Regions from separate parts of the Mus musculus genome. Here all the other regions are linked to region 6. A link is a loop called in an ENCODE intact Hi-C map of the cell type or tissue named here. Cell type or tissue: left cerebral cortex. All regions are shown on one strand. Links, peaks and the distances in the headings refer to the core of each region. The heading gives the core; the rest is flanking DNA. Region 1 has its middle 15 kb from the start of Gm42272. Region 2 has its middle 2.9 kb from the start of Gm23607. Region 3 has its middle 17 kb from the start of Gm26087. Region 4 holds the start of Gm12381 (predicted gene 12381). Region 5 overlaps Gm12381 (predicted gene 12381). Region 6 has its middle 60 kb from the start of Gm25581. Region 7 has its middle 42 kb from the start of Aco1.

Evidence for each region. Peaks named below come from ENCODE experiments on the same cell type or tissue, not always from the same donor. Only the 100,000 strongest peaks of a DNase experiment are listed, where the experiment ranks them.
Region 1: a loop joins it to region 6, with 4 times the contacts of the local background. A loop is called at or near these places in 2 of 42 quality-filtered maps.
Region 2: it touches region 6 in a loop (13-fold over the local background); 2 of 42 quality-filtered maps call a loop at or near these places.
Region 3: a loop joins it to region 6, with 5 times the contacts of the local background. A loop is called at or near these places in 2 of 42 quality-filtered maps.
Region 4: it touches region 6 in a loop (5-fold over the local background); 2 of 42 quality-filtered maps call a loop at or near these places.
Region 5: it touches region 6 in a loop (16-fold over the local background); 2 of 42 quality-filtered maps call a loop at or near these places.
Region 7: a loop joins it to region 6, with 15 times the contacts of the local background. A loop is called at or near these places in 2 of 42 quality-filtered maps.

Annotation. Positions count from the first base shown.
Region 1 is chr4:39,695,164-39,699,750 of GRCm38, forward strand. No RefSeq gene overlaps it. Among named protein-coding and RNA genes, the nearest start is that of Gm42272, 15 kb to the right of the region's middle. In left cerebral cortex, for the core only: a CTCF peak has its summit at 2,646 (motif pointing left); DNase peaks (open chromatin) are centred at 2,247 and 2,584; H3K27ac peaks cover 210 bases.
Region 2 is chr4:39,290,283-39,294,869 of GRCm38, forward strand. No RefSeq gene overlaps it. Among named protein-coding and RNA genes, the nearest start is that of Gm23607, 2.9 kb to the right of the region's middle. In left cerebral cortex, for the core only: no CTCF peak of the experiment used is centred there; DNase peaks (open chromatin) are centred at 2,348 and 2,767; H3K27ac peaks cover 672 bases.
Region 3 is chr4:39,996,097-40,000,683 of GRCm38, forward strand. No RefSeq gene overlaps it. Among named protein-coding and RNA genes, the nearest start is that of Gm26087, 17 kb to the left of the region's middle. In left cerebral cortex, for the core only: no CTCF peak of the experiment used is centred there; DNase peaks (open chromatin) are centred at 2,453, 2,934 and 3,110; H3K27ac peaks cover 1,054 bases.
Region 4 is chr4:38,852,647-38,857,233 of GRCm38, forward strand. Gm12381 (predicted gene 12381) reads right to left here and starts at 2,837. Exons shown (of 6, transcript NR_151606.1): 1 at 2,616-2,837. In left cerebral cortex, for the core only: no CTCF peak of the experiment used is centred there; a DNase peak (open chromatin) is centred at 1,916.
Region 5 is chr4:38,782,460-38,787,046 of GRCm38, forward strand. The region is part of intron 1 of Gm12381 (predicted gene 12381); the gene reads right to left. Among named protein-coding and RNA genes, the nearest start is that of Gm12381, 71 kb to the right of the region's middle. In left cerebral cortex, for the core only: no CTCF peak of the experiment used is centred there; a DNase peak (open chromatin) is centred at 2,783; H3K27ac peaks cover 2,531 bases.
Region 6 is chr4:39,197,342-39,201,928 of GRCm38, forward strand. No RefSeq gene overlaps it. Among named protein-coding and RNA genes, the nearest start is that of Gm25581, 60 kb to the right of the region's middle. In left cerebral cortex, for the core only: no CTCF peak of the experiment used is centred there; DNase peaks (open chromatin) are centred at 2,006 and 3,909; H3K27ac peaks cover 1,386 bases.
Region 7 is chr4:40,099,234-40,103,820 of GRCm38, forward strand. No RefSeq gene overlaps it. Among named protein-coding and RNA genes, the nearest start is that of Aco1, 42 kb to the right of the region's middle. In left cerebral cortex, for the core only: no CTCF peak of the experiment used is centred there; DNase peaks (open chromatin) are centred at 1,815 and 3,973.

The DNA of each region.
Region 1 (4,587 bases), core at 391-4,390, 500 kb after region 6:
CTCGTTAACCCTTGGGAGAACAATCGAGAGGCTTCCCTTCCTGTCTGCTCCCACCTGGGGATATATTAGTGTTGCAAGAACTGATGCTGTTTGTCAGCACTTGACCTCCAGTTGTTTCTGTCCCGGGCATCCTGCTGAGTACCACTCCTTAATTGCTTCAGTGGTGGCTTCAATCATCTCACTCCTCATTCCTATTTCTTCGGAGACTCCCAGCTTCCTGGTCTGCTTTAGGTTTTTATTTCTTCCCGGGTAGAACATTCTTTGATGAGAAATGTTACAAGAGAATCTTGGTGACTCTCCTAATCTGTAAAACAATTAATTAGAATTCCCAGAGCATTCCCTATGGGTTCACGTTTGCATGTAAGAGGCTGCTTAGTTCTCCTGCCTGGGTGGTTCCTTTATCTTCAGAATAGGATCTGCTTGGATATGCAGGGCAGCCTCCCTTCTGTTCTCAGGTTCATTTTGAAAACTGAATCCTCTCACTGAATCCTTCCCTGAAAAGACCAAAGCTGTCAAATTGGGGGGGGGGGGAACTGAGCACCTTGCTATTCACAAGAACCATCCTCATCAGTTGATGAGGGCAAACTGACAACACTACAGAAACAAAAGGCAAACGTGAATGTTCAGGGAGTGGAGAATGGTCACATTTTATTAGAAAAGGTCGGAGAGCAACAGTGGTGTGAAAGGCAGAGTTTTAAAATTATAGTCGGCACAATTCGTTCATAGAACAATCAAAACATGATACTACTAATAAAATAGTTACATAAATATGTATGTATTTATGAAAAATACATTAGAAATGTAAGAAGAAATTGATAGAAATCAAATGGTGCTATAAATAAATATGGTGAAATTTTTTAAGGTTTAGAGCATGAAATAAAGTAATGAACGTGAAAAAATAACATTGAGAAAACTTCTGTGGGTATGTATACAAATACATGTATGAATACATATGCTCACTCAAACGTGATATCTACTTTTATTACATCCATTTATGAAGCAAAACCATGTATCAGAAGAGACAACATTAAATTTTGAAAGGAAGAATTGTTATAGTTCACAGTTGCTGGTAATAACTCAATCACTTAAAAAAGTATATCTTACATCTGTTGCCTTCCCCCAAATAAATAAATACAGGCATCAAGGGGAAAATTCAAGATTATATAGACACGAGAGATGGAGAGATGATAGTTAAGCAGTTAAGAGTATGTACTGCTCCAGAGGACTCAAGCTTGGTTTCCAGAACCCACACTGGGCAACTAACAACCACTCCAGCTGCAGAAGATCTGAGGCATCAGGCCTCCACAGGCACCTAGAGAGAGAGAGAGACAGACAGACAGACAGACAGACAGACAGAGTCAGAGACAGAGACTAGAAACTATATTCATAGGAAATGCATATATTTCATAAAGTACCAGCTTACCTCTCTGAGACAAGAATTTCTGCCACAGATATATTCTCAGGGGAACTGAGCATGTTTGATAGTAACTAAACATGTACAGGACTTGTAGGAGTTCAACCATTGAAAGAATCTCTTCTCCACATCAATAGTTACCACTCATATAATCTTAAGGAAATCCTGACTCTTGTAAGTTTCAGGAACTTCCTAAAACTTCTCAGATTTGTTTACTTCCTGAGACTTACTAGACTAGTCAATGTTGAGGGAGGGGATACAAGGGAGGGGCTTTAAACTTTCTTTACTGAATGAGATGAAGAGAGACTTCCTCTAAGAGGAAATGTTTAAATTCAGAGGAAATAGTTGCACAACACAAACACTTCACAGAGAACATAAATCACAGAGAGTTTATTAGGTAGTTAATGAAGACAATTGAAGAAAAAAGCTGCAAAGGATTTACAGTGTAGGGGCCTTTCATCATCCTTAGAAACGTTCTCAGTCTTGATACTCTGTGATTACTACAAATCACTTTGGATACAGATCTTTACTACTTTACTGATTTATTCCAAGAGAAGCCCTCTCCCCCTACTATCAAACACACTATGTACCATGTCTAGTGAGTATTAAAACTCCAGTAGTTTCCTCTTGTCATTGTTGTTCCCTCATAGTGATCAGGCCAGTTCCTGCTGGGGCTGGAAGTCACCAGATTGCATTTAGAAAGAAACTAAAAATTAATTATTCTATAGACTACCAGACAGACACCATTCTGGTTGAGGGGACTAAGATAACATCTCCATCTGAGGATGCATCCTGCTAGGCGGCCTGGTAGTCACGTCCTGGTTTCTTCTGCTCAAAAAGCTCTCTGTGCATGTGGTCTTAATGACTAGCACGTAAGCTTGACTTGAACCACCCTTCTTTACTTCAAGGCACAGGTGGTTAGGTATCCCTATAGAAAGATGCCCCCGTGCAATCTCATTCATTATGGCACACAAATAAGAGGGGGGGGGGGATAGAAAAAAAAAACCTGTTATTGAAGTTCAAGGATGTTCCTCGTCCTTTGGTAGCAGGGAAAAGGTTGCAGTTCCTTCCACAAAGCAGTACCTTGTCAAGATATTCCTAACAGAAAGAGCAGCACTTCCATTTTTGGGCAACCAGCCATCATAACGAGGCCAGCTGGCTCATGGTCAGCATCAACCCAACAGGAGCGAACTGGAAATAGAAGCCAACAGCGCCACCATGTGGAAAAGCTGGAAACTTTGAAGGCTTCTGCAGTTTTTCCACAAAACCGGAAGAAATTCAGAGCCTTGAAGGGAATTCCTAGATCTAGTGTCTGGGTTCCCTTTTCAGAATTAATCCATCAAAAGGTACTATAAAAAGGGCCCTCTAACTAATACAGCCTACAGCAAGTACACAGGGGCCTGAAGAAAATACCACCAGTATATGGCAGGTAGCTGATCGTTACCTGGGAGACAGGGGAGCTTCAGGAGGCAAGATAATGCCTGAACTCGGACTACAAACTTTTTCCCTCATCTAAGATAAAGTTATTGCAAACTACAGGATGGAAACCACAAGCCGTGATATTCCCTCATGAAGTCCTTCCTACCATAGAACCCTCACTACTGCCCAAGGGACATCCTTGACTATAAAGCACAGAAGATTCTCCCATTTAGGACAGGGATTACAACACAGGAGAAAGAACGATGAACTGAGACTTGGTGACCTTTATCCTACTTCGGACTTGACCACTAATGGCGATACTTTCCATTACCCGACTTGCCTGCTTCAAGCATCAGTTTCCTCACCTCTGGGGGTAGGGGTTTTAAGTTCTACTAAACTAAGGTGGACTCTCTGGAAATGACCCTTCAGCATCTATCTGTAGTTTGACATGAGGCTCTGGGCGTTTGTCACTATGACACATCACCCAACAGCCTAGGAGAAGATTTCAATCATCCAAGATCTAGAGAACCTTCATTTCAACAAGACCCCCGAGGGGATTAGAATACACACTAAGGTCTGAGAAGCATCTCTTTAGATCATCAGTCAGATGTAAAGACCATAAATGCAGAACATATCTAAGGCCTGATCTACTACCAGCATTATGGCTTCCTGGTACATCTGCATATCAATGGCACTTAGCGTCCATACTGGAGAATTAGGTAATTTCATTAAGGAGGGTCTTAGTTTTATTAATATTTTTGACTGAAAATATGTATTTACCTAAAGGTTTTGTTCTGTTTTTAATACAGTTCTGAATGACTTGTGGGTCATAAAAAATGAGTTAATTTCTTACTGTATTTAAAAACAAGGTTAAATCTTACAGTGTCTTCAACAACTGGTATCTACAATTTAGCAGTAGGAGTTCCTTATAAGAGAGAATAAATTAATATGTTTAGTACTATGATGACTTTGTGGAAGGGTTTTCAAACTCGAGTTTTAAAGCTTCTGTTTGGTCTTTGACTTCTGCGTCTATTATTATGTTCCCAGAAGCAAGGTTGATTAGGTAAAAAAATATCATTTATCATACTTTAAGCAAGAATTCTAATTCTCAAAGGGTCTCTGACCAATTTTATATCTTATGTACTTTGTGTCTTTGGCCCTCCAAACTGCCAGTGAACCCTGAATACAGGAACCCAATGCTCTATGTATTCTTACCACAGCCTGCATCAGCTATGCCAACATCAAAAAGCAATTAATTTTTTCCTCTTGTCCAATTTCTGTTGATTTAAGGAACAAGGCATTTTTGTAAGTTCTGTTGATATTGAGATGATGCCCTTCCATGCGTTGAGGCCCTGGTGGCTTAGGTTCTTTTTTAAAAAAATTTTGAAGTGTGTTGGAACCTGGGCTATTTCTCAAGATGAAGGCCATGAAACAATTTTAAAAGTAGCATCACTCTGCATGAATTATTGGCTCAGACTCCAGAGAGGATGCTGGCAGGCTGATTTACAATAAAATGAGTTCTGTTCTTTTCTTCCTGGCTCATTTTTAAGCATCTGCTGAGAAGATTGCAGTTCCTCCCATGTAGTAAACACAGCCCCAACATTAAAAGGAAACTAGAATATGCCTACTGGTTTAAACTCGTACTTGACTTTAAAATGTCCTCTCTCTTTACCTGCGTGGCAGTTTGAATAAAAATGTCCCCCATAGGCTCATATAGTTGAATGCTTAGTCATCAGGGTGTGGGCTTGCTGGAC
Region 2 (4,587 bases), core at 232-4,231, 93 kb after region 6:
TTAGCATATACCATTAATCCCTTTGGCCTAAATATAGACTTGCTCTTAGTACACATCCTTAATCACAAACAATGAAGGTAAATTTAATTTATAGATGGATGCAGGTAGTTTTGAAAAATATGTCTAATTGAGTGGCAAAGTGAAGAGTCAGAAAAAAAATGACAGATTAGGATATGCCCAACCCCCCCATGAGAAACGAGAGGAAAGGAAAACTGCCTACTGGGCAGTGCAGAGAAAGAAGGTAGTTCTACTGGGAGAATTTTACAGAGACAGGTGTAACTGAGAACAGTCTGGACACAGGTGAACACAGAATAAGCCAGAGGATGAGAAGTAGTCAGAAGATTAGAACATATTACCAAAGTTAGATTGAGGTCAATTCAGTAAGAAACTGAGAGAAACAAGTTTGACTCAGTCATCTTGGAGAGGAATTTGAGCTGGCATAGCTGAGTTGAGCCAGCCAGCCAGAGCTCAGAAAGAACTAGAAAGGGTGAGCTTATTCAACAGTAAGTCTCAGAGGCAGAAAACATTAGAGGCCTAGAAAAAATTATAGGGAGGGTAAAAGCTTCTAGGACAAGGCTTGGGCTAGCAGACTGAGACGGTGATCCTCCAAGACAAGTAAAACAGAATAAAAGTTACACTTACATAAATGACTAATATCCAAAACATATAAAGAGCTGAAAAATGGTATATCAAAAAAATACCCTGTTAAAAATTGGGTACAGATCTAAGCAGAGAATTCTCAATAGAGGAAACTCAAATGGCTGAGAAACACTTAAGTAATGTTCAATTTTCCTAGCTGTCAGGGAAATGAGATATCAAAACTGCTTTGAGATTCTATCTTACATCTGTCAGAATGGTCATGATCAATAACACAAGTGCTAACTCCTGCTAGCAAGAATGTGGAGCAAGGGGATCATTCATCCATTGGTGATGGAAATACAAACTTTTATAGCTACTGTAGAAATCAGTGTGGTGGTTCCTTAGAAAAATAATAATTGATCTACCTCAATACCACTCTTGCTCCTATTCCTAGTGGACACTTCATCCTTCTTGAAGGACACTTGTTCAATCATGTTCATTGCTGCTCCATTCATAATAGACAGATGTTGGAAACGACCTAGATATCCCTCACCTGACAAATGGATAAATAAAATATGCTATATTTATACAATGAACTATTACTCAGTTAAGAAAATGAAATCATGAAATTTGCAGACTAACGGAACTAGAATATAAATCATTGTGAGTGTGGTAACCCAGACACAGAAAGATAAATATGGTATCTATTTGCTTATGAATGTACAGTTATGTATGTTAGCTATTAAATAAATGATAACAAGCTACAATCCATAGTCCCAGGGAGGTCAAGTATAGAGAGAAGGGGAAATGCAATCAGAATATATTGTGTGAGAAAATAATCTATTTTAAATAAAAAAGAGGTACAGGAGTAACAAGCCTGCTAACCTCGGGGCAGCATATCACCTACAAAGTTCCCATGAGAGAAACCAATCATCTTGTAATATGAGAAAATAGTGTCTTTAAAAAGCCCACAAGTCTCAATGTTTTTCATAACTCTGTGGCTTTGGGAATTCATCAGTGCTTTAGCCGGTGACTAACAGGAAAATGTGCTAAGCAATACATGAAATACATGAGCAGGGACCAGGTAGACAGCTCTTACACAATGACTTTCCTCTTATTTTCTGAAGAAATTAAAGCAAACATAATATTCCTCAAGGCATAAATACTTGTTGAGAATACCTGGGATAACATAAAAATTCATAAAACAAAGCTTTAAAAAAGGCATTTTTACAGGCTTGAGGGTAAGAGGGAGACTGTCAGGTTTACTACCTCTTGAGACTCCCAGGAAAATTCTCTCTCTTCTCTTCTAGCCCCTGTTTGCTGCTAATAATTAGCTCTGTTTTGTTTTGTTCTTCATACAATATATCTGGAAACATGTCTTCTGTGAGGTATAAACTCTCCCACCATATCACGGTCTTCCATAAATATTAAGATGTTCTATAGATACATTGTTCCACTAGTCTCTGCTTATACAGACCTTTATCTTGTTTATTGTCTAATGATATCTTTCTGGACCTGACCTATCAGCAGACGGTAAAGACATTTATTTAACCTAATGTCAAAGAAAAATCTTAGGAATTTCCTTTTGGAGGCATCATCTCATCACCATTAAGCAAGACAGAAAATGAGGTTGTGTTGTTGAGAAAAAAGGATACAGCTAAGCAAGCTTCCTGAGCACTGGTTGTCAAGTACCAAGGAAAAGAATAGTTTCTCCCATCATTTACACATAAATGTGGAACATTCACACATTTAGCTCTTGAAATTTAGTGTCACTTGCAGGGGAGAAAAAAAAAGATGGTGATGTGATCAAAGTAGGACACATATGTGAAACAAAATGGGGTGAAACTCCCTTACTTAGCAGATGGTTCAAAATGAAATTGCAAAGTGATACGCTGTGACATTTGGGTTTTAAAAAGAAAAAATAAGCAATAAAAGCTACAATCTAATTCATTACTAGTTGCCTTGAAATGTTCCTTTACACAAAATACAGTAAGAGGCGTAAATATCTGCTAAGTCACATTCATAGAGTCAATATAAAGGGTTTGATATTTTCCAAAGTAGTGATTGAAAGTCTGCAATATCAGCTGTTCATTGTCCTTCTATAAAATCATTTGTAAAATTTTTCACAAAAACTTCCTCAGGGATCCACCCCATAATCAGCTTCCAAACGCTGACACCATTGCATACACTAGCAAGATTTTATCGAAAGGACCCAGATGTAGCTGTCTCTTGTGAGACTATGCCTGCGCCTAGCAAACACAGAAGTGGATGCTCACAGTCAGCTATTGGATGGATCACAGGGCTCCCAATGGAAGAGCTAGAGAAAGTACCTAAGGAGCTAAAGGGATCTGCAACCCTATAGGTGGAACAACATTATGAACTAACCAGTACCCTGGAGCTCTTGACTCTAGCTGCATATGTATCAAAAGATGGCCTAGTCAGCCATCACTGGAAAGAGAGGCCCATTGGACATGCAAACTGTATATGCCCCAGTACAGGGGAATGCCAGGGCCAAAAAAATGGGAATGGGTGGGTAGGGAAGTGGGGGGGGGGGTATGGGGGACTTTTGGGATAGCATTGGAAATGTAATTGAGGAAAATATGTAATAAAAAATATTTTAAAAAAAGATGTTTGAAAAGATATTCAAGTAGTTCTAATAATGAAATGAAATAGTATGGCTCTGAACCCACATTCCCTTTAGCCAGTTAGAAAACACTGAAGAAGGAAAACAAACAGAAACATCTTTCCTTCTTTTCATACAGCATCTCCAATCAACCAGTCAATCAATTAATCAATCAATCAATTAATTCTACTATTATCTGTACCTCTGGTGAGTAATCTCCAACCCTAACAATTCTTTTAGTGTTCAAACTAGCAGCTGTACAAAAGCTAGCCTAGTCTCAGTATATCAGCAAGGAAATATTATAGTCATGTTACATTTTACATTATACGACATACCATAAGAAACTATGGTTATAATTATTTATGCTACTATCATATGCAATGCTTAAAAATAACATGATTTATATTATAATCAAATATATTATAATTATAAATCTCATTTTTTTCTAATAAAATAAAACCTTAGAGCACAGAGAAGTACTTATTTAAAGCTATATTGAGATTCTATCTTACCCAGTCAGAATGTCTATTATCAAGACAAAACAAGTACAACAAACATTTGTCACAGTGTGGATTGTGTACATATACTACCAGTTGGTAGAATGTGATCCCATCCAGCAATTATGGAAACCAAAGAAACTAAAATAAGATCTATCCTAGGTCTGACCCTTCTGGATATGTCCTTGTATCACAAGTCAACACATCATAGAGACACTGGCACAAAGGTATTTACCGCAGCACTGTTCACAGTAGCTGAATATTGACTCTACCTAGGTGTTGCTCAACGTAGAGATGGGTAAAGAAAGATGTGGTATGTCAACATGTTGAACTATTTTCAGACATAAATACCAATTATTATTATTATTATTATTATTGAATTATTTCAATGCAGGAATAAATTTAAATGTTCGAAAGCAACCTGTTTGGGCAGGAAGTCTAGAATAAATGCACAGCACATCTATAGGGTGGGAGGGAAGCAACATGGCAGGGGGCTGGGAATAATACCTCTACATGAGTTTAGTCAGCCTCAAAGACAAATAGTGTGTGTTTCCTCTCCTCCATAAGATTATGAAGGCATATATAACAAAAGTGGAGAAGTAATAATTATCTATTAGAAAATGGCCAAAGAGGAGATTAAAAGGAAAGTAGCAGAGTATGGGGCAAGTTGCTTGGTACCATTATGTACTTGCATGAAAATGTTCTTATGTAACATGATACCATGTACAGTGAATATAATCAATGAGAACTAAATGAATAAAAGACCACCTTGTCATGAGTAAAATATTTAACAGAATATGAAGCATATAGAACATGGAACATACGTAGAACACTCACCTAGTGTGAATGCATCTGTGTACACATGCATAAGTACAGGTGACATCTACC
Region 3 (4,587 bases), core at 249-4,248, 800 kb after region 6:
CCCTCCCCCCCCATGTCCCCTACCCACCCACTCCCACTTCTTGGCCCTGGCATTCCCCTGTACTGAGGCATATAAAGTTTGCAAGACCAAGGGGCCTCTCTTCCCAATGATGGCCAACTAGGCCATCTTCTGATACATATGCAGCTAGAGACACGAGCTCTGGGGGTACTGGTTAGTTCATATTGCTGTTCCACCTATAGGGTTGCAGACCCCTTTAGCTCCTTGGATACTTTCTCTATCTCCTCCATTGGAGGCCCTGTGTTTCATCCAATAGCTGACTGTGATCATCCACTTCTGTGTTTGCCAGGCATCGGCATAGCCTCACAAAAGACAGCTATATCAGGGTCCTTTCAGCAAAATCTTGCTGGTGTATGTGATGGTGTCTGCTTTTGGAGGCTGATTATGGGATGAATCCCCGGGTGAGGCAGTCTCTAGATGGTCTATCCTTTCGTCTCAACTCCAAACTTTATCTCTTTAACTCCTTACATGGGTGTTTTGTTCCCAATTCTAAGAAGGGGCAAAGTAACCACACTTTGGTCTTCGTTCTTCTAGAGTTTCATGTGTTTAGACTCTTAACATTGTTGAGACTGCTATAGACTATGGGGAGATTGAACATTGGACTAAATGTATTTTGCATTATGCTATGTTTAGGTATGGTCTTCATATGTTTAAACAAGCCTATAGGGCCAGGGAGTAGAGTGTGATGGTTTGAATATGCTTGACCTAGGGAGTGGCACTATTTGGCGGTGTGGCCTTGTTGAAGTAGGTGTATCACTGTGGGCATGGGCTTAAGACTCTCACCCTAGCTTCCTAGGGATCAGTCTTCCACTAGCAGATGAAGATGTCTCTCTGGATGTTGCCATGTTTCCTGCCTTGATGATTGTGGACTGAACCTCTGAACCTGTAATCCAGCCATAATTAAATGCTGTCATTCATAAGACTTGCCTTGGTCATGGTGCCTGTTCACAGCAGTAGAATCCTAACTAAGACATGTATATAATCTCAATATGTTGTCTCAGCAGATTAAGGCTTATGAGGCAGCATACTGGTCCTGTACACCTTGTGGTTCTTTGTCTGTTTGACTGGCTTTACTTTTCACAATATTGTGTGTTTGCAAACATTCATGGATATACCACAGTACATGGGTGGAGATCAGAGAACAATGATGGGGAGGTGGTATTTTTCTTCATCATTTAAGTTACAAGAATCAAACTCAGTTCATGGCACCTAGTGGCAAGCATCTTTACACATGGAACCACCGTCCTGGAACCTTCCAGTTGGTTCCAGTCACTAGTACATGAAAGCCAGTGAAGCTGGTAGTTTGATTTTTATAAAAGGGAATTTTTATTCCCTACATCCTAGAGATACTGCACTGAATATCTATGATACAAACAAAAAGCAATCCCATTGTTCTCTGTTCCCATGGAGTTTAAGTTGTAATGGAAACCACCAAGGCTTCACCAAGGCTGACAGGAGTTCTGGTCACTTTATCTGCCTCTTCCTCCAAAAGCCAATTTAAATTAAGCTAGACCTTGAATCTCATAGCTATAACCCCAGCATAGAGCTTGAGAGGTCAGCCTAACCTACATAAGGACTTCTAGGCCAGGATTGGCTACAAAGGAAGACCTTGACTAAAAAAAAAAAAATGATGGTATTATATTTTATGACTCTGTCTGTATAAATATCAATGGTTAATACTGTTTACTGGAACATTTCCTAGGCTTATGAATTTACCTTTTATGTTCTGATTTGGAAAGATGTTAAACATTTTAATGGAACCTGAATAGTATGATGAACTCTAAGCACAAGCTGTCCCTCATAGGGAGGAAAACAGCAAAAGAAATTTAACACGGAAACAAAATATTTTGAATAGTTTCTGAGAAATTTTTAAATTGCAGATATCAAAATATTCCATATAGCTTATTCAAATGGAATCTCTTAAGCAAAGATATTCTCTTATGTAGACACGGTACCATCATGTCTTTAATTAATATTTTTCGGCCTACATAACAATGTTTGTTTAATCTTACTGCACATTCTTTGTGTTATGACTGAATACTTATATTTTGCACCAGTGTAATATTACCTAGTTTAAGCATCTATGTAATTTTCCAGATGACTTGTGACTCTTTTAAAAATAATCAAATTTTTTTTCTTGTTGTGTGATAGGTCTCTCTGGATATTGCCAGCTCACCTCAAATTCAAGACCTTCCTGCCTTGGCTTCCTAAATACTGGGATTACAGTTGTGCACCACTGCACTCTAATGTGGGCACTTTTACAGTATTTCTGTGGATAAACAACCAGTGATACTTTATTAAGACACAGATGTCTCTGTATCATATTCTTTCAGTGTCTGCCATTTGAAATTTTTTCTCCAAAACATGTTTATCCAGTACTCCAATTTGGAGAGTTTGATATGCATCCAGGAACCTAGTTTGAAAAATTAGGACAGAAAATTACCACTTGTATAGAAAAGTACGTAAGATACTTTTGATAGTATCTGCACATTCAGAAGTATACTGGCAATCCTGGATCCCCCATACATAGTGTGGGTCATGTATTAAGGAGAATGTTATTTTCCTCATAATTAGATTCAGGTCACACAATTTTTTGGCAGAAATACAACATAAGTGATATTATATTCTCAGTACATCACATGAGAAGATATATGGTGTCAGTTTGTCTCAAAGTCCATCCACAAATTCCACAAGATCACAACACCTTTAAAGCTACAGTTTTATCATGCATTTTTAGCAGAGAAGTCAGAAACTCTCCTTTTCTTCTTTAATGTGCTTTGTTGAAAAGTGACTATAAAAGGAATGAGAGAGAATCTTATGTTCACACGGAAACCTGCATATAACACTGAACAGCAGTTCTAGTTGAAACTGTCAGAAAAGAGGAGGAGGAGAAGGAAGAAGAAGACAGTTAAGGAGGAGGCACGTGGGTACCATAGAAATTAAGAGAGAATCTCAGGTACAGAAGATTCCATAGAGAACATCGGCACAACAATCAAAGAAAATGGAAAAATAGAAATGAAAACAGAACAGAGAAATAAAAATGAATGAAGGCTGGCTAGACTCAGTACCTTGGATAGTTCCAAGGCTTTCTGCTTACTGAAGAAAAGCTGATCCCAGTAGAGTGTGTGGTTCCAATTATGTAACATTCTGAAGTGATGAATTATACAAGCGGTGGCAAGCTGTGGGACTTTTACAGTTATTATGGCCTTAGATGAGAAATTAGCAGAGAGGAAGGCAGAGATAAGATGAAGGATGAAACTACGAGGGGTTGGAAGTTTCTTGACTATGTGGCAAATACAACTATGTTAAAAAACAAAACACACAGACACACAAATTACTGGTGTAAAACTGGGGAAATCTGGCACTAACCTGGCTCTCATGCACTTTATCAAGAGTGGCCACGGAAGGAAACTGGGTGAAGTGCACGCCAGGTCTCTGTTACCCCTTTAATCTATGTGAACTTATAATTAACTTATAATTAGAGTAAGTCATCACAGGGATTGTTGATAAAAGTTAATCACACTAACACAAGCACACATACCAGTTTGATGAAATTTATGATAGTTGGTCCATAATTTGCTCATACTTGCCTGTTATAGGATGAAGTGGGAATTCTCAGTTTCATTAGAGACTCAGTTGTGTCATGTGATGTTTTTCTGGAAACTGTCTTGTGAGAGAATGTTCTGGTGAGAACACACATGTGGTGTTTTTCTGGAAGCTGTCTGGTGAAAGGGTCTGTGATGTTTTTCTGGAGCAGACACCTGAAAGGATGCCTGATATTTAGAAAGATTATAAGTATAACCCCAGAGAGTGGATCATACTCTGGCATTGGTTCATCTTGTTGGTTTCATTGGGCTTCACTGTTGCTGGTCTTCACTGACAACACCCTTGCGTTGGTTCAGTTTGCTCTCTTCTCTGATCTTCACTTGCCATGACTTCATGGAGAAAAATTCACCAAAGAACTTCTGGTAGTGTTCGAACTTCTTACCACGTCAGTGGACTGGTGCTGATTGCTGGAGCATCGTGGTTTCTTATGGATCAAGCTAATGATGATGATTCATGTTTGGTATTTGCTGGTGGACTGAACTGCTGACAAGATTGGAATCTCCGCCAAAAATCTACTTCTAAACAGGTCTACCTGCCCCTATCTTGTTAGCCATCTTTCTCCCTTTCTTTTGTTTGGTGGTCTATAAGGGAAGTTGAAGCATCCAAGAACTCTTATTAAAGTAGGTTTTTGAAAAATATATGCCTACAATGTGATATTTATTTTTACAATAGCATGTTAACTTTATCTCTCTCTCAGGCACAACTGCTATTGTTAGCATTTTCTTGATTATATATAACATTTTGTCTATTCTTATTACTTCGTCACTAATGACTGGAAGACACCTATAATGATGCAGCTTTCAAAACACATGGGAAAGAGAATACAATTTATTAGAGAGAAATGTGAAATTCCTTGCCCAGTGTACTTGGGTATTTGTTTTTAACACTTTAAGCACTAGTCTGGGTGCTAAGGACACACCTCATATCTTCAACAATAAATGAAATAAGGTCCCACCTTCACAA
Region 4 (4,587 bases), core at 377-4,376, 340 kb before region 6:
AGTAGCCAGTAAGTAGAAATTCGCAAGAGCACACCACAGTATCTCCCAAAATTTCATAACAAGAAAAGGAGCAATAAAAATTGCCTTTTAATAATTAGACTCTCATAATTGTAAAACTTAAGGTGGATAAAATTTTAACAAGAGACAAGGGATGTGACTGAAAAAGCAGTAAAAAAATGATTGTATTAATAATAAAATACATCTGTCTTCCTTCCTGATTAGCTATGGACAATATGATGACAAAGTATATTAGAGAAGTAGTTAGAACCAATATATCACATTAAAGTTATCTGAATTTAATTTTTTAATTTGATAAGAAATATAATGAAATAAGAGTTAGTGGCCCATTAATTTCCATCATAAGGGATATAATATGTAAGAAGATTTTTCTTTATAAAGCTAAAAATTATGACATTAAGTAATATTTTATACTTAACTTATAAAAGACAATGTCCTACAAATGTATCTGTAATACTTATAATCTGTAGTCTTCTAATTGATTCAAAGCTTATATCCAAAGACATAAGTTTCAAAGAGAGAGCCTTATTCTAAGGGCATCGATCTTTATCATAGTCAGGATGTGCTAAACTGGGAAGCAAGAAGATGGTTTGGTTCAACCTGATGAAAAAGAAGCTGTTATTAATTCAAACTTTGGGAGTCTGATTCCAGGCACTTTGTTTTAGATGTATTTAACCACAGCACAATTTGGGGTAAATCTTCCTGGTGATAATTAACTCACTATTGTGTTCACAATAAAACTTAATGCATGACTCCATTGAAATTCCTTGTAAAGTATATCTGACTTCTTCCATAATGGTGGGCATTATAGATTGAGAAGTTCAAAGATAAAAGTTCTCAAGAAGGATCCAAACAGATAGTGCAAAACTTCACAAGGCAATTAACTGCATATGTTTCTAGCCTTCTGGGCTGATAACAAATTATTCATCCCTTCATTTCAAGGAGAAAAGCTGTGTGTTTACCATTGCTGTTCCCCCTAGGGCTTATCTGTGAGCACAAGGTCCTCTGTGCCTCCCACAGTGTGATATAACTCAGGAGCAGACAACAAGGTAAAATCTGTACACATGCATAGTAGAAAATAAAAACAAACAAACAGTTTTCAGGGAATAGATGAGAAAATGAGCATTGATAAATTAAGACACACTGTGACAACAGTGATAAGGCCTGTATGTTAATATTAATAATGCCTTTGTTGAAACACAAGCCTGTCAGCATTTATGAACAGTGTAATTTTTAAGAAAGCCACAAATTCTTCTGAAATGATCCTAATTGAACTCAAGTTGAAGAATATATGAGTAATCTTACAACATAATTGGCCTCTTATATATTAATATTAAAAAAGTACATTTTGAAATTATAAACAATATCACTAAGTTAGTCCTAAATTAAAGTGCTCTTACATAAAATGAACAAAATATGAAGACAGTAAAATTAATGTGAAATTTTAAAAAATAACCTAAGCATAGAGAAATTTTGGTTACATGAATAGAAAGGCTTCCATTTCCACTGAAATTAGTATATAGATTTGATACAAAACAATCAAAACCTAATCAGCAAATTTGGAAATATCAACAAAAAAAAATAAACCAACACAAGCCTTAAGAAAAAAATCAGAAAACTAATTTACTTCAAGACATATAACAAAGCTATAGCAAGAAAGACCCTGATACTAGCAAGGATATAGAAAGTGGCTGAATATTGCACAGAAGGTAGGGAAACAGAACCCCAAATATAGACTTTATTTTTTGTCAAAAGGACAAAGATAGATTTGTAGAAAAACTTGAAAGTGATTTTTAAATAAAATGCTAATGAAACAACTGTATAACCACATAAGAATGAATACTTCACACCCTCGGAAAAGTCAACTAAAGCAGATGATAAACCAAATATAAGCCTAAGAGTGTAAATCCTGTGTGAAAATTTGATACGAATCATTTGCATTTTGGAGGAGGAAAGGACTTAGAAAAAGCACAGAAAGCAAAACTGACAGAAGAAAGAGATCAACCTGTTTGGTCGAATTTAAGAACTTCTGTTTCCTATAAAACACAGCCAGAACAAGAAATACACAAGTCCCAGAATATGAGAAAATATTTGCAAGTCACATACTTATACTACAGTATAAATATTTATATTTCCACTATATTTATACTACAGCAACATGGAGAACTTTAAAAACACAACAGGAAAACCAACATCTCAAAAGAAATAATCAAACAATCTAAATGGAAATTATGCTTAGGATCTGAGGTGGAAAATAAACCCATAAAAGTAGGTTCAATGTTGTGATCAAGGAAAACCTAAAACCATTGACTTACACATTCAACAAATATCTGGTGGGATATTACACTTTACATGTCAATAATATGTGATATACACAAGGTAAGAGACACCCCTTGTGCTGACACTGAGAGTACTGATTCAGTATTTTTGTTTCATTAGAGTGATTAAAAAGGTGATAAGCAAAATGCACATAATGAGGGACATAGACCAGTGGATGAATTCAACAGATAAATAAACAAATGTCAAATATTGATAGAAGACAATATATGCCAAGTGTGGCTAGTTTAATGTCCCAGTCCCATCCCTAGAAGTCTTACCTGGTCATAAGAAATGTTCAGGCTTCTTATTCCCTATTATTAGGAGTCTTTGCTAAAGCCATGTGCATAGATTCCATGGAGTTTTCCCTCCACTATTCTTAGAAAGACAATCATTTTAAAAATTGTATTTATTCATTCATTTTACATCCCAATATCAGCCTCCTCTCTCCTCCAAGTACCCCCTCACGCACATCCTCCTTCTGAAGAATAAAAATTTTTACTGAACTCTTCTTCACCCCAGAGCCCGACCCCTCCCATCTAGAGATTGTTCCCGGAACACTCCTGAACTCTTCACCCCAGAATGCATTCCTGAACTCCTCACCCTAGAGTTCGAACCCTCCCAACTAAAAACTGTTCCAAGAACATTTTTGAGATAAGGGCCTCCTGGAACAACCTCAAAATGAACCGGGTACATTGCCAAATGATAGGACATGACCCCTTAGTTACGTAGATTCCCTTGGCAGAACCCCTTGTCCCTTGGCAGAACCCCCTAGTGATGTAAACTTGTACTTTCCCTGCCCAGCTCTTCCCCCCTTGAGTTTTACTATATAAGCCTGTGAAAATTTTTGGCTGGTCATCGATTCTCCTCTACACCACTAGGTGCATGAGTTTCGACCCCAGAGCTCTGGTCTATGTTCTATGTGCTATCTTGCTGTTGTTCTATTAAATCTTGCCTTCTACATTTTGAGTACGGTCTCAGTGTCTTCTTGGGTCCGCGGCTGTCCCGGGGCTTGAGTGCTTGAGTGAGGGTCTCCCTTCGGGAGTCTTTCATTTTGGTGCATTGGCCGGGAATCAGTGCGACCACCCAGAGGTCCTAGACCCACTTAGAGGTAAGATTCTTTGTTCTGTTTTGGTCTGATATCTGTGTTCTGTTTCTAAGTTTGATGCGATCGCAGTTTCGGTTTTGCGGACGCTCAGTGAGACCGCGCTCCGAGAGGGAACGCGGGGTGGATAAGGATAGACGTGTCCAGGTGTCCACCGTCCGTTCACCCTGGGAGACGTCCCAGGAGGAACAGGGGAGGACCAGGGACGCCTGGTGGACCCCTTTGGAGGCCAAGAGACCATTTGGGGTTGCGAGATCGTGGGTTTGAGTCCCACCTCGTGCCCAGTTGCGAGATCGTGGGTTCGAGTCCCACCTCGCATTTTGTTGCGAGATCGTGGGTTTGAGTCCCACCTCGCGCCTTGTTGCGTGACCGTGGGTTCGAGTCCCACCTCGCGTTTGGTCACGGGATCGTGGGTTCGAGTCCCACCTCGTGCAGAGGGTCTCAATCGGCCGGCCTTAGAGAGGCCATCTGATTCTTTGAGTTGCTTGTGGTCGACGCAGAGTCGCCGCTGTTTCTGGTTTCTTTTTTGTCTTAGTCTCGTGTCCGCTCTTGTTGTGACTACTGTTTTTCTAGAAATGGGACAATCTGTGTCCACTCCCCTTTCTCTGACTCTGGAGCATTGGAAGGAGGTGCGGGTCAGAGCCCACAACCAGTCGGTGGAGGTCAGAAAGGGTCCGTGGCAGACCTTTTGCGCCTCCGAGTGGCCAACGTTTGGAGTGGGCTGGCCACCTGAGGGTGCTTTTGACTTGTCACTAATCGCCGCCGTCAGGTGAATTGTTTTTCAGGAGGAAGGGGGTCACCCTGATCAGATCCCCTACATTGTGACCTGGCAGAATCTCGTCCAATTCCCACCTCCATGGGTCAAGCCTTGGACCCCAAACTCTTCGAAGCTGATGGTCGCGGTTGCCCAGTCTGATGCAGCTGGAAAGTCCGGCCCATCAGCACCCCCCAAGATCTATCCAGAGATTGACGACCTCCTCTGGATGGACTCCCAACCTCCCCCTTACCCCTTGCCCCAACAGCCACCTGCAGCTGCCCCACCACAGGGACCAGTAGCGAGAGGGGCTCAGGGACCGGCGGGGGGGACTCGGAGTCGCCGAGGCCGAAGCCCCGGGGAGGAAGGGGGGCCAGACTCAACAGTTGCCTTG
Region 5 (4,587 bases), core at 294-4,293, 410 kb before region 6:
TAATTGATTTTTTTTCTTTCTTTTTGCCAGCTATGTTTTATTCTACCCCAGGTCTCTGGGGTATCCAGTCTCTGGTTCCTGGCCAACCAGACACCACAGGACTGGGGCTTTCTCTCATATCATGGGCCTCAAGTTAAACATTGCTTGACTACTCTCACAAGTTATGATTGGTGGATAGTGACTCCCTGGATTTAGTGGAGGAAGGAATAGAGATGTTTTATTTGATGACGAAAAGTCCTGAAAATCAGAATTGGGGTAGTTGCACAACATTATGCATATAATATATAGCAGAAGATGGCCTAGTCAGCCATCAATGGGAGGAGAGGCCTTTGGTCTTGTGAAGATTATATGCCCTAGTACAGGGGAATGCCAGGACCAGGAAGCAGAAGTGGGTGGGTTGGGGAGCAGGACAGGGCAGGGGAAGGTATAGGGGACTTTCAGAGAGGAAACTAGGAAAGGGGATAGCATTTGAAATGTAAATGAAGAAAGTATCTGATAATACACAAACAAATAAAAAATAAACATTGTGCATATAGTTAAAACAACTAAGTTGTAGAGCAATTTTAATCCAGCAACATAACTTTTCTGGGAAGGAATCATATCTGAAGACCTTCTAGATCTTAGAGATCTGGCTAAAAATGCACACCTTTAATACCCCTGACTAGAATACAAATATTCCCTGAGTACACCCATTCAATACAAAACAATGAAATAAGGTTAGTTTGTAGAAAGAAGCAGCCATGTTTAGAAGTGACATTTAATTGAGGGGCAGAAAAAGTGATGAATCAGAGAAAAATTTGACAGAATGGGTCAGAGATCATATACACTCAAGTCTTACAAAAATAGACAGGAGAGACTAGTTAAGAAAAGTATACAGTAAGTTGAGTTGCAGTCTGAAAATAAGTAGGAGCCTAGAGATTATAACACATCACCAGAGTTAGTTTGAGGCCAAGAAGAGAAATTCAATCAGAAGCAGAGAGAAGCCAGATTGAAATGGTGAGCCAGAGCAGTCGAGTTGAACCAACTAGCTAGAATTCAGGAAGAAGTAGAAAGACCACTTACTCAGCAGATAAGTCTCTGAGAGGACAATTACATCTGGTAAATAAAAGTTCCTTTTACGTTGAGTTGACACTTAAAGATAACAATTTGAATTGTGATTATTTTACTGGAGCACAAAAAAGATATGGGCATAAAACTGAGAGTACAATTCCACATATTAATATTTCTGCTCCCTAAGGTTCTGATAGATATTGCATAAGAAAACATATGGAAAGTATTGAAATAAGGCTTTGAGGCCAGGCAAGATGTGTCACTGATACAATAATGACAGCTCTTTCACATAGGTAACTACTGCTTTCTAGTTGAATTTAACATCAATTCCAAGGGAGGTAATTCACATCTGGCACTATAAACCTGGTTAAAGATCCATGGATGGAGAGGACTTAGGTCCTGGCAGAGAAGCTACAGTTTTACTTTTGTTTGTTTTTTTGTTTGTTTGTTTGTTTGTTTTTGCTAAATAGGCATGATAACACCTGTTAAATTCTCTTCCAAATAACTGAGTTTTGTGTCTATAGACTATTCCTACTGTCCACTTCGGTAAGAGAAGCTTCTTTATGCATTGGTCAGTAGTGACTGAAAAGACCCCTTAACTAGCTGCTCTATTAAGAATGAATGACTATTGAATGCCCAACCTTAAATAAAACAACTATATTCCCCTCTTCAAGGTTCAACAAACATCACAGAAGCAGGAAGACTGTAAGACATGAAGGACTTGAGGGAAGCAATGTGAAATGCTGAACTTAAGATATGACATGGCTGTTATACTTTTAAAATCACAAGATCTGCTTAAGACTGGTTCTATCAGTACCTTGTGGTGGAAGAGAGATTGCTTCATGGGGTCGCACCTTTCCCTAAGGATGCATATGTCTTTAATGGTTCATGGGAAGAGAGATATTTTCTTCTGTAGTCTAGCCACATACCTATGCTCCTGTTTACAAACCCTTACTCATGATTCTGTAAGCAGCCCTAGTGAAACTTCCTGGGTGAAAAGGAGGAGAAAAAGGAGGAAAAGGAGGAGGGGAAGAGGAGAGAAGGAGGAGAAGGAGGAGGAAGAGGAGGAGGAGAAAGGGGGAAAAGAAGAAAGAGACACGAAAGTAGTTGGGAAGAAAAGGGGGATAAGCAATATTGAAGGAGTGACAAAAGAGAGTATGTGGTAGGCTGTTGACCATAAAGATTCAATCGTAATGATTGAAACGTATTATGACTGTGTATGTAAATGTCAAAATGAAATCCATTTTATATTATTTAACTAGTTCATGCTAACAAATAGTCAGAAAGAAAGAACACCATCTTTCTAAAAGCCTATATTTTGGAGGTTCTCTTACCAAAAATTCACAATAAAAACACAACTAAATTCAGAATTTAATAATGGATAATTGTTCTAAGTGCACTAAAACAAATAGAAAAATAATAATGGACATTAATTTGATAACCCAAATAGAATCACCAAATGTGAATATTTTCAGCACTAATGCCATCAACTATTACAATCACAGTGTTCTCTCTTCCATTTTAAATTCATGTATTCTCTTATTCTCCAAGTGCCCTTCCTTCCCACAAAATTAGCAGTAGTGCTGTGCAACTGCAGTTGAAATAGTTTTAAATACATATGTATCCACTCCCTGTACTTCATACTTAACTTCCCACTCTATACTATTTTAGTCTTTTCAGCACTTGTATCAGTAGAAATAACAGACTTTGAGATTTTAAAGAAGTCTTCTGTTTACCATACAGCTCCCAAGCTTCTTTAGGCTGCTGTTATGATTAAACACTCAAGTTAGAATTGCAAATAAAGGTTACCTGCTGCTCAAAAGACAGGTCAAACAGGAGGCCTGAATCACACAGAAAACTCTACAGCTTTGAAATCTGGTAGCAGGTTTAAATGCTATTTTAAGCTTTGTAAATGAGCTATATTTTTTTTATAATTGGCTTTCAGTGCCAGTAGTTATTTCTTCAAAATGTACTCAACTTTCTGAGATTTGATGATGGATGTAGAGATGACTAAAAATGTGTACTTAAAATCAACTTGAAATTAAACTAAAATTCCTTTTTCTTTCTGCTGTTTTGCCTAAGGGTCTGCAGAGTAGGTTCTCACACTAACAGAATGTCAGAGTCAGTTTAACAAGAAGCTTGTTCTTAGATCCAAAGTGTGGTAATGTGTTCAATTAAAGTTTTCTTTATTTTCATAAAATGTAGAAACCAAAGAAGCATAGTATTTCAATGTATTTTATGGTAAAACATATCTACTATCTATTTTATAGCATTGTTGTAAGTTATATAACACAAAATATTTTTTTCATTATTGTGAATTATAGACAACTGTAACTGAAAATAAATGTCAAAAGTCATTGTGCATGTTTTTCTTTGGATACATTTTATTTTTTACTTTTTATATAAAAAGTTTTGCATGCAATAAAATTGACCATATTCTTTCCCTCTCTCCTAATCATTCTGAGGGAGGTAACCTGAATCCAGAAAAGACAAACATTGCACTGTTTTTGTATGTAGATGTTAGTTTTTAAGTTTTAGATGTTGGAATTCTGATCAGAATAACCACAGAAGTTTAGCTAGAAAGGGACCTATGGGGAGAGGATATCTTCCAAGGATGGAGAAACAGAACGTAGTGTTATGAAGGGATAAGGGAAACATGGATTGTGTAACATTTTAGGCAAATTTATTTTTCAAAAGGAGTATGCTCTTAGAATTTTGAAAATAGAAAATAACATTTTGCTTTAAAGAACTTGGAGAAGGTGATTTATTTTCTTATTTCAGTGAAATATATTGTAATTCCTAACAAAGTAAATCAAACATATATATGCAAAATATAAAGGTCTACAGACCTTAGATGCAAGAAAGAGCATAATGGTTAGATTCATGGGTATTTTCTATGTCTCCTGTGTGTCAGGCATGATACTGAAGAGGAATGTTAAAACAAGGGAAACACTCAAAGTCTGCCTCCAAAAAGTTTCCTTTCTGGTCAAGATTGCAAAGAGGAAACAAATAAAGGAGTATTTAGGTAAACACTGGGCTAAATAGTCCTCCAAATGCCCAAACATACCTGCAAATGCTGAGAGCAGAAAATACCTTGGAGATATCCATGATTGTTAGGTTTGTCAACACAGTATGATCTCTACTTGGACCTTATGTAGTCACTGAAGGAGTCAGAACATTTTTTCAGCTGGTAATTAGCTCCAATCTGTCTGTGGTTCCAGGAGATCCCAATGATATCAGCTACAGTGAGGAAACTGAGTGGGAACACTTAGGTTCACACTATAGGCAGGGCAGTACTCTCACTTGATCAGAGATTTAGAGGAAGTTGGCTGTATGGCAAATATATAAGCATACAGGTTTTCATAGGGATTTTAAAACTCAGGGTAATCCCAATAGTCGCGAAGTAAATACAGCAAACATTGAGTTGATGGAAACGTCACAATTGCTTGACAGAAATTCTGAAGCAGTCTTCATCAAATGTTTCAGGGAGAAGTTGTAGCATTGTAATCACTAAATCCAAAGACAGAAGACTAATAT
Region 6 (4,587 bases), core at 253-4,252:
GCTACTTGATCAGGAAAGAGATGGCTATAGAGAGGCAACAGAGCATAGTTCTTTAGTGAGTTAGCTAGAGCTCTATCTAATTGGAGGTGACACATACAAAAAAATCTGCATAATGAAACACACCTAGATTGTGTTTACAATAGCTTCTTCTATTATTTCATAATTTTCTATTTCCTTCCTATTATTTAAAAAAAAATGTCACCTCCCCAAATCTACATATGGGGTTTGATGTATATAAAAACAAAAACAAAACAAAAACATTTTGCTACTATTGCTAATACTAAGAAAGATATTTTCAATATTAGTTGTTTTACTCTTGTGTTAAACATTATCTTATATGTAGTATTGATCAAAATGATATGTTTTGAAAAGAAGCTTGGGCATGCAGAATATAAATGATACCTAGTAGGGAAGGTAGTTTATAAGTGAGGAAGGACTTATCACTATCATGACAGCTGTTCAGTTTTGTGATTTGTCACAATAGAAATTGTGTGTGTGTGTGTGTGTGTGTGTGTGTGTGTGTGTGTGTGTTGTGATATTCACATCACTATAATGAACCTTTCAAATAATAAAACAACCAGGGTTTAGAGCTCACAGTTTGGGGTATATCAGTTCACAGACAGGTGATCCCTAATGTTTTGATCTCTGGTGGGTATCCTCCTAGTAAAAGTGAGGAATATATGACAAAGTGATACTCTGCCCATTATCAGGAAATAAATGAGAACCAGAAAAGGAAGAACACGGTCATTCAGTCCACTTTGGAATGTATAGTGACTGGATAACCAAAACTGTCCAAAAGGTGTCTCTGCTACAATCATTAACAAAAACATCACTCCAGAGTAAAGCTTTTTAAAACATATACTTTTGGGATACACTCAATATCTGAACACTATGATACAGCAGGTAAAGTTTTATCCTCGTTTTCAACTTCTTTGAAATGATTAAGCTAAAGGATGCCTTTTGTACTGGCTAGTTTCGTGTCAACTTGACACAGCTGGAGTTATCACAAAGAAAGGAGCTTCAGTTGAGGAAATGCCTCCATGAGATCCAACTGTAAGGCATTTTCTCAATTAGTGATCAAGGGGGAAAGGCCCCTTGTGGGTGGGACCATCTCTGGGCTGGTAGTCTTGGTTCTATAAGAAAGCAAGCTGAGAAATCCAGGGGAAGCAAGCCAGTAAGGAACATCCCTCCATGGCCTCTGCATCAGCTCCTGCTTCCTGACCTGCTTGAGTTCAGGTCCTGACTTCCTTGGTGATGAACAGCAGTAAGGAAGTGTAAGCTGAATAAACCCTTTCCTCCCCAACTTGCTTCTTGGTCATGATATTTGTGCAGGAATAGAAACCCTGACTAAGACACCTTTCTATAATCATTTGATGTTCAAGACCTTTTTAAAATGTGATCTTAATTTTAAGTAGGCATCTACTGTTCTGTCTTCATTTCTCTTCTTGTGGTAAATAGATTTATCAACTGACACATCTAAAGTCATCTGGGAAAAAGGAACCACCTCAGCTGAGGAACTGGCTCTATAATGTTGGCTCTTGGCTGTCTCTAGGAAATTTTCTTTATTTCAATGATTGATGTGAGAGGGTCCAGCCCATTGTGGTTGGTATCATCTCTGGGCAGGTGGCCCTGGCTTGTGAACCTAAGCAGGCAGAGCAACCCATGGAGAACAAGTAAAAGAAGCAAGCTCAGCTCTTGCTTCTAGGTCTCTGACTTTCTTGAGGTCCTGCTTGGCTTCTCTTAGTGATGTACAGACATACAAGAAAAATAATTCTCTTCCTTCCCAGGTTGCTGTTTTCATTGTGCTGATCATAGCAATAAACAATGAACAAATAAATCTAGAGTCATTCTCTTACATCAGATCCTGTGCTGTGGTCAGAGTCTGCAATGACAAGGTATTTATTTATTTTTAGCAGCATCTCACGGTACCCACTTGTGTAGGTCCACATCATCTTGACACAGCTTCCAACTCAGTCCGCCCCCATTTCTCTGCTGCACATTCTGCACCACTTGATTTTGGGATATTTTGTGTATTCTCCCATATGTTCAGCTGTATTTCTGGGACACTTGCAAATGAGCTGATACATGTAAATGCTGTAGGCCTTTGAGTTTATACATAATGCAGTGTTGTCAAGTATAAAAGAAGCAGCTAAATACAACTTTTGCAAAAATATTAAATACGCTTATCAACGGGCAAGTGTTAAACTCTATTAAACTTGGACATTTTTTTTAGGAAAGTTTAGTCATTGTCCAAGACTCACTAAAAATGGCTAGCTCCTGGTGACTGTGGTACTGAAATGAAACTGTCATGAGAATAGAATAACATACAAATGCTTCAAGATGGCATGTGCCATCTTCTCCTTCATATCTGAAAGGGCAACAAAATCAGATGTGATTAAAGTAGTCAATACTCACCTATATGGTAGAATGAAAATTCAGACACTGTCAAAGGGATGGGTCTAGTAAGTTCTTACTATGACTAAGATAATCTAATGGAAACAACTTTGGGAAAGTCGTTGCTATTAACTTGCAATAGCTATTTTGAGCTATTGTATTTGTATTTGTTTTTTCTAATTCCTTAGAGATGAAATTTTTTCCTATTTTCTCTTTTCTGCTTCAAGTATACTATGGCTAGAACTATATCACTTGAAATACTTATTTTCATACTGTGGCTTCTCATTCTTTTCAAGTTAAAACAAACAAACAACAAAACAAAACAAAACAAAACAAAAAATACAAAAACAATGAAAATGTTTCCTTAGATAGCCTTCTCAATTTATCCTGTGCAACAGTAGTTCATCAAGAATAGATTAAATTTTGATGTCACTTATTTCTCAATTTCTTCCAATACACAGAATTCTCCAGAAGATATTTCTTGGGTTTTATTTATTTATTTAAATATTTTCTATATTAACATTTCAAATGTTTTCCCATTTCCAGGTCTCCCCTTCAGAAACACCCTATCCCACCCCCTCTCTGCCTCTATGAGGGTGCTCCCCCAATCAATCTCCCACTCCTGTCTACCCATCCTGGCATTCCCCTACACTGAGGTATCAAATACCCTCAGGCCAAAGGGCTGTTCCTCCCACTGACATCCAACAAGGCCATCTTCTGCCACCTATGCGGCCAAAGCCATGGGTCCCTCCATGTGTACTGTTTGGTTGGTGGTCCAGTTCCTGGGGGCTCTGGGATGGGGGATTTGACAACTTGAAACTATTGCTCCCCCAATGGGGCTGCAAAACCCCTCAGCTCCTTCAGTTCCTTCTCCAACTCCTCCATCAGGGACCCCTGTGCTCAGTCCAAAGTTTGGCTGCAAGCATCTGCCTCTGTATTTGTCAGGCTCTGGCAGAGCCTCTTAGGAGACAGCCATATCAGGCTCCTGTCAGCAAGCATTTATCAGCATCGAAAATAGCATTCTGGTTTGGTTAGATCCTCAGGTGGGACAGTCTCTGGATGGCCTTTCCTTCAGTCTCTGCTCCAAAATTTGTCTCCATATTTCCTTCTGTGAGTATTTTGTTCCTCCTTCTAAGAAGCACTGAAGCATCCAAACTTTGGTCTTCCTTCTTCTTGGGCTTCATATGGCCTGTAAATCTTGGATATTCTGAACTTATGGGCTAATTATATCCACTTATCAGTGAGTGCATATTGTGTGTGTTCTTCTGTGACTCAATTACATCAATCAGGATGATATTTTCAAGTTCCATCCATTTGCCTGGCAATTTCATGAAGTTATTGTTTTTATTTATTTTTTTAAAACAGGGTTTCTCTGTGTAGCCCTGACTGTCCTGGAACTCACTCTGTAGACCAGGCTGGCCTCCAACTCAGAAATCCGCCTGCCTCTGCCTTCCAAGTGCTGGGATTAAAGGCGTGCGCCACCACGCCCGGCCAAGTTATTGTTTTTAATAGCTAAGTAATATTCCATAGTGTAAATGTACCACATATTTTGTATCTATTCCTCTGTTGAGGGACATCTGGGTTGTTTCCAGTTTCTGGCTATTATAAATATGGTTGCTATGAACATAGTGGAGCATGTGTCCTTGTTATATGTTAGAGCATCTTCTGGGTATGTGACCAGGAATAGTAGAGCTGGGTCCTTAGGTAGAAAGTACTATATTCAATTTTCAGAAGAACAGCCAGACTGATTTCCAGAGTGGTTGTACCAGCTTGAAATTCCACCAGCAATGGAGGAGTGTTCCTCCTTCTCCACATCCTCATCACCATCTGCTGTCACCTGAGTTTTTGATCTTAGACTTTCTGACCAGTGTGAGGTGGAATCTCAGGGTTGTTTTAATTTGCATTTCCCTGATGACTAAAGATGTTGAACATTTCTTTAAGTGTTTCTCAGCCATTCAATATTCCTCAGTTGAGAATTCTCTGGTTAGCTCTGTATCCCATTTTTAAATAGGGTTATTTGGTTCTCTGGAGACTAGCTCCTTGAGTTCTTTGAATATATTGGTTATTAGCCCTCTATCGGATGTAATGTTGATAAAAATCTTTTCCCAATGTGTTGATTGCCATTTTATCTTATTGACAGTGTCCTTTGACTTACAGAACCTTTGCAATTATATGAGGTCTCATTTGTCTATT
Region 7 (4,587 bases), core at 241-4,240, 900 kb after region 6:
TGAGTGGACCAAGAGCATATTTGTTAAGGTAAGTAGTAGTAGTAGTAGTGGTAGTGGTAGTAGTAGTAATGATAGATATGAATGGATCCATCTCACTGTGGGTGGCACCACCCTTGTGCTGCTGGTCAGTGGGGGCTGAGCAAGCCATGAGGAGCAAGCCAGTAAGAAGCATTCCCTCACCTGCCTGTGCTCTTGATTAAATTCCTACCCTGACTTGCCTCAATGTTTCACAAAACCTTTACTTACTAAGTTGCTTTTGCTGGTGGTTATCAAAACAAAAGAAAGCAAACTAAGGCACAGCCCAAGAGTAAAAAAAAAAAACAAACAAAAAAAAAAAAAAAACATTGTATCCTTCAGAATAGCTAAAAGATGAACTATTTCCAATCAAGGTTACTATTGTTTTTTCCTTAATATAAAAACTTATAGGGTGGGAAAGAGAAGGCAGAGCTCATCTGTAATGAGAATGCTCTGTTCTGCCAGCAGAAACTTCAGCATGAGGGTTTCAAGGCTTCCCCAGGCATTTCTGCTGGATGACTGTACATTCCCAATTTGATGATGTTACCTCTTTTGCTTGTAGCTGTTCTTTTCCCTGGGAACCTCACCAGAGGGAAAGCTGCTGCACCTGAGAGTCTTAATCAGAAACTCCAGCTGGCTGCTTCAGTGGGACGTCCCCAGTCAATTTCTGCTGAAGAGTTTCTATCAGACCGGTGGCTGACGTTACCTTTTGTTAGCTCTCCCTGTTGGGATATTATAGTTGTCTCTGCTAGATGCTGTGAGCACCCTAGTTGATGATGTTTAACTGTCTGTCTGCTGCTTCTGTTATTACTATTTGTCCTTTTACATCTGCTTGCAAATATGCTTAATAAACTCACTAATTCAAAACTGAAAGTGCAGCATTCTCTGGAAGGTATAGAACACTCTCTCTCCATCCCTACTGCCACAGACCACCTTTCTCTCTTGGCTTCCTAGATCAAGATACTTTTATTCTTCTACTATTAAACATTGAAACCCCAGGCTCTTTAGCCTTTTGACTGGAAACTTGGGTGAAAAGCTCTCTGGGTCCTAAAGCCTTTGCCTCAGACTTGAAGTAACTTGATGTAACTCAGAGTTACATCACACACACACACACACACACACACACACACACACACACACGCACGCACATGCACACGCACATACCTAATTCTGAGATCTTTTGGACTTGGACTGAGACATGATGCCAACATCCCAAGTTCTCTATCTGCCAGACAGGCTGAGAAAAAACATCTGAGTAAAAATAGAAACAACAGATAATATATACTTGATGACACCATTCATATATAACTCTAAAAGATGCAAACTAGTCTAGAAAACAGTTTGAGAATTTTCTTAACAGGTAAGCATGAGCCTATCATGCAGCCTGATATCCCTCTCCAAAAATAAAAACATACACAAATACTTTTATAGCATTTTTCATAGCACCTTATTTATAATAACCCAAGGCCTATCAAGGGGCAAAAAGATTAAAAAAAAAAAGTAGGATCTATCAATGTAATGGTAAGCTATTCAGCAGTAAAAAGGATGGACATTCAATACACACAGCAATATGAAGATAATTGTATTATATGAAAAGATCCAGGCATAAGCAGTAATGACTATAGGATTCCCTTTATATTGGATTCGAGAAAGTGCAAACTAATCTATAATGGCAGTAAGTCAGTATTTGCATGAGTGAATACAGGGCTCCTCATGCCCTACTTAACCTGTCGATCCATATGCAAAATAAGTCTTGTCACTATTTTAAGCCAATGAATTTTGGGATAATTTTTTGCTCAACTATATAAACTGGAACCATTCTGCCCCTCTGTGGAGCCTAGAAATCAAGTGCTATAGCAGGGTTAGTCTTCCATACAGCCATGGAGACTAATGCCTTCACCCTTCCCACTCCATCACAGAGCTCCAATGCTCCCTGGAACAGTCCTCCTATCACAATGTACTGCCAAATATCCTTGGGGTCCGCTGAGAACTGACCTCATGCTCACCCTGCTCCCAAGGAAGTTCATTATCTAAAGAATTAGTTTGCTTTCATTGAAGAATTTGGCCATATTTTAAATGAGACTTTCTGAAGACACACACCTTATCCCAGAAGTGAATTAAACCTGACAAATTAGGAGGAGGCGGGCCAGCCCCTCCCCTTGCTTTGAGAGGACTACTTTTGATCTGGTCCAACAGCAGTAAGCAGAAAGCAAGCTAATTCCATAGAGTACATTTTTATTTCTTAGTTGTCATTATTTGTTGGACGGATGGATGGATGGATGCAGGTTGCTCTGCTTGATTAAGCATCCACTGGGTTTTAATATGACTACAAATCAACAGTGCAGTAGACATTCTGACATCCACACACTCAGCTTTAACAGGGAGGATTCTGTGAATAAGTGAACTGACATAGTAATTTTTCCTGTGACTAAATAGCATGCCTAGTTTCTGAGGTAACCTTTTCTTCGAATTGTGTGAAGGTGTGTCTCTGTATTTTCAGTTGTTGATTCTGTGCCACAGAGAATGAATGCTGACAGGATTCTGGTATTGTTATTTCTATGGCCCATCATTAGTTTTTCTATTTTGTAAATATTCTTCCTCCTCCACTTGCCTAAAGGCAGTCTAGAATGAATCAAAGGTGATCTTACTGCTGATCGGTTATAATAAAGAAGCGATAGACAATAGCTGGTCAGGAAGTAGGGGGCAGAACTTCCAGGCAGAGAAAATGATGCCAGGGAAGAAAGCAGAAGTGGGAGATTCAGAGGATAGAAGTGGAAAGGAACAGACACAGACCACAGCAGAGATCAAGGTATAGAACTAGCTGTGGTTGAGTTATAGGCAAGATAAGTTAAATGAGCTAGCTGGGAGACTGCCCTAGCAAAAGGCCTAAGCTTTAAACTATATTAGAAGTCGCTGTGTCATTATTTATACTGCTGGCCAGTCTGAGAAAGTCCTGCTATATATAGTAATCTTTCCCGTGACCAAATAGCATCCATGTAGATCTCAAGAGATGACTTTCTCAAGGAGAGAATTGGGATTGAGGATATATAGTACACACTGAGTTCTCTGAATATACATTATACCCACTGAGTTCTTTGTAGGTTCTTGAAATATTATTGTTAACACCACCTTCACAATAAAACATGTCTTTGGTCATGTATACCTGGATGGTAACATATATGTCTATGTACAAGTCTGTGTGTGTGTGTGTTTGTGTTATATGTATGTATATGTTGGGTATATGATGCTTCTCTTAGTTGTGTTTCTATTGCCATGACAAAACTCCATGATGAAGACAATTTATAAATCAAAGCATTTCATTGGAATTATGATTTCAGATAATGTCCATGATAGAAGGAATGGCAACAAGAACAGCTGAGAGTTCACATAATGATTCATAAGCACAAGTCATAGAGAGAGCACTGAGAATTCAGTGAGACTGTTGAAATCTCAAAGCCCACCCTCCAATGACACACCTCCTCCAACAAGAACACACCTCCTAATCTTTCCCAAACAGTTCCACCAAATGGGAACTAAGCACTCAAACATATGAACCCAGGAGAGCCATTCTTATTCAAAGCACAATAGTGTGTATACATGTGCATGTTGGCGTGTGTGCTGTATATGTGTGTATCTGTTGATGGAGTGCTCATGCATGTGCACATGAGTACAAAGGTTGATATTAGATACCTTACTTAATCATCTCTGTCTTATTTTTTAAAACTGAACCTGTAGCTGGCCATTTGGCTAGACTAGCTGAGGAGCAAGCCCCAGGGATCTACCTGTCTCTACCTCCTCAGTTCTGGATTTCAGACATACAACACAACATTTGCATCTTTACATGGCACTAGGACTTGAACTCAGGCCATAATTCTTATGCAGCAAGCAGTTTATCGAGTGACTCAACTCCCTAGCCCCATCACTGGGCTTTTTGAGCAGGCACCTACCACTGAACTTAGAAGTCTAAAATAGAGGTGTTATTGAAAATCACAAATACTCCTCCACATGCATGAAAAAGGAAAGTTAAATTGCCTAGAACTGTTAGGGAATGTTTCAGTATTTTTCACACTTTTTTAAAAACACATTTTTGCCAAGAGTATAAGTCACTTTCACATATCTCTGACTACATTAGTTGCCATGGTTTTTTAGCTTTCGCTGCTTCTGAAATAAACAACCCATTAGATTTATGTCATTGTTAATTTGTCTCTTTGTACAATACGGATGGGTGGTTTGTAGCTTGAAAACCAGCATGAGTTATCCTAAGAGTCCCATAGAGAAGAGCTAGCTCAGTAAGGTCTTAACTGTATGTATAACAAGGTCAGTTCTATTTGGAAGGCAGGGCTTCATAAGAGGGTTAAATATTCTTTTTAATTAATATACCAATCTTATGATGTGCTTCCATGCTTGTTAAAGACAATTGATTCTATTAATTGTTTATAAAATTTAGTATTCTTATGTACAGGTCCCTTTTCTTTCACAGATAATATAAAAATAAAAAATAACCAAGTGGTGCCCTTCCCAAATCCCACAAATTCTATATCAAAATCATTTTCCCTTTCAGTGTCATGGAAA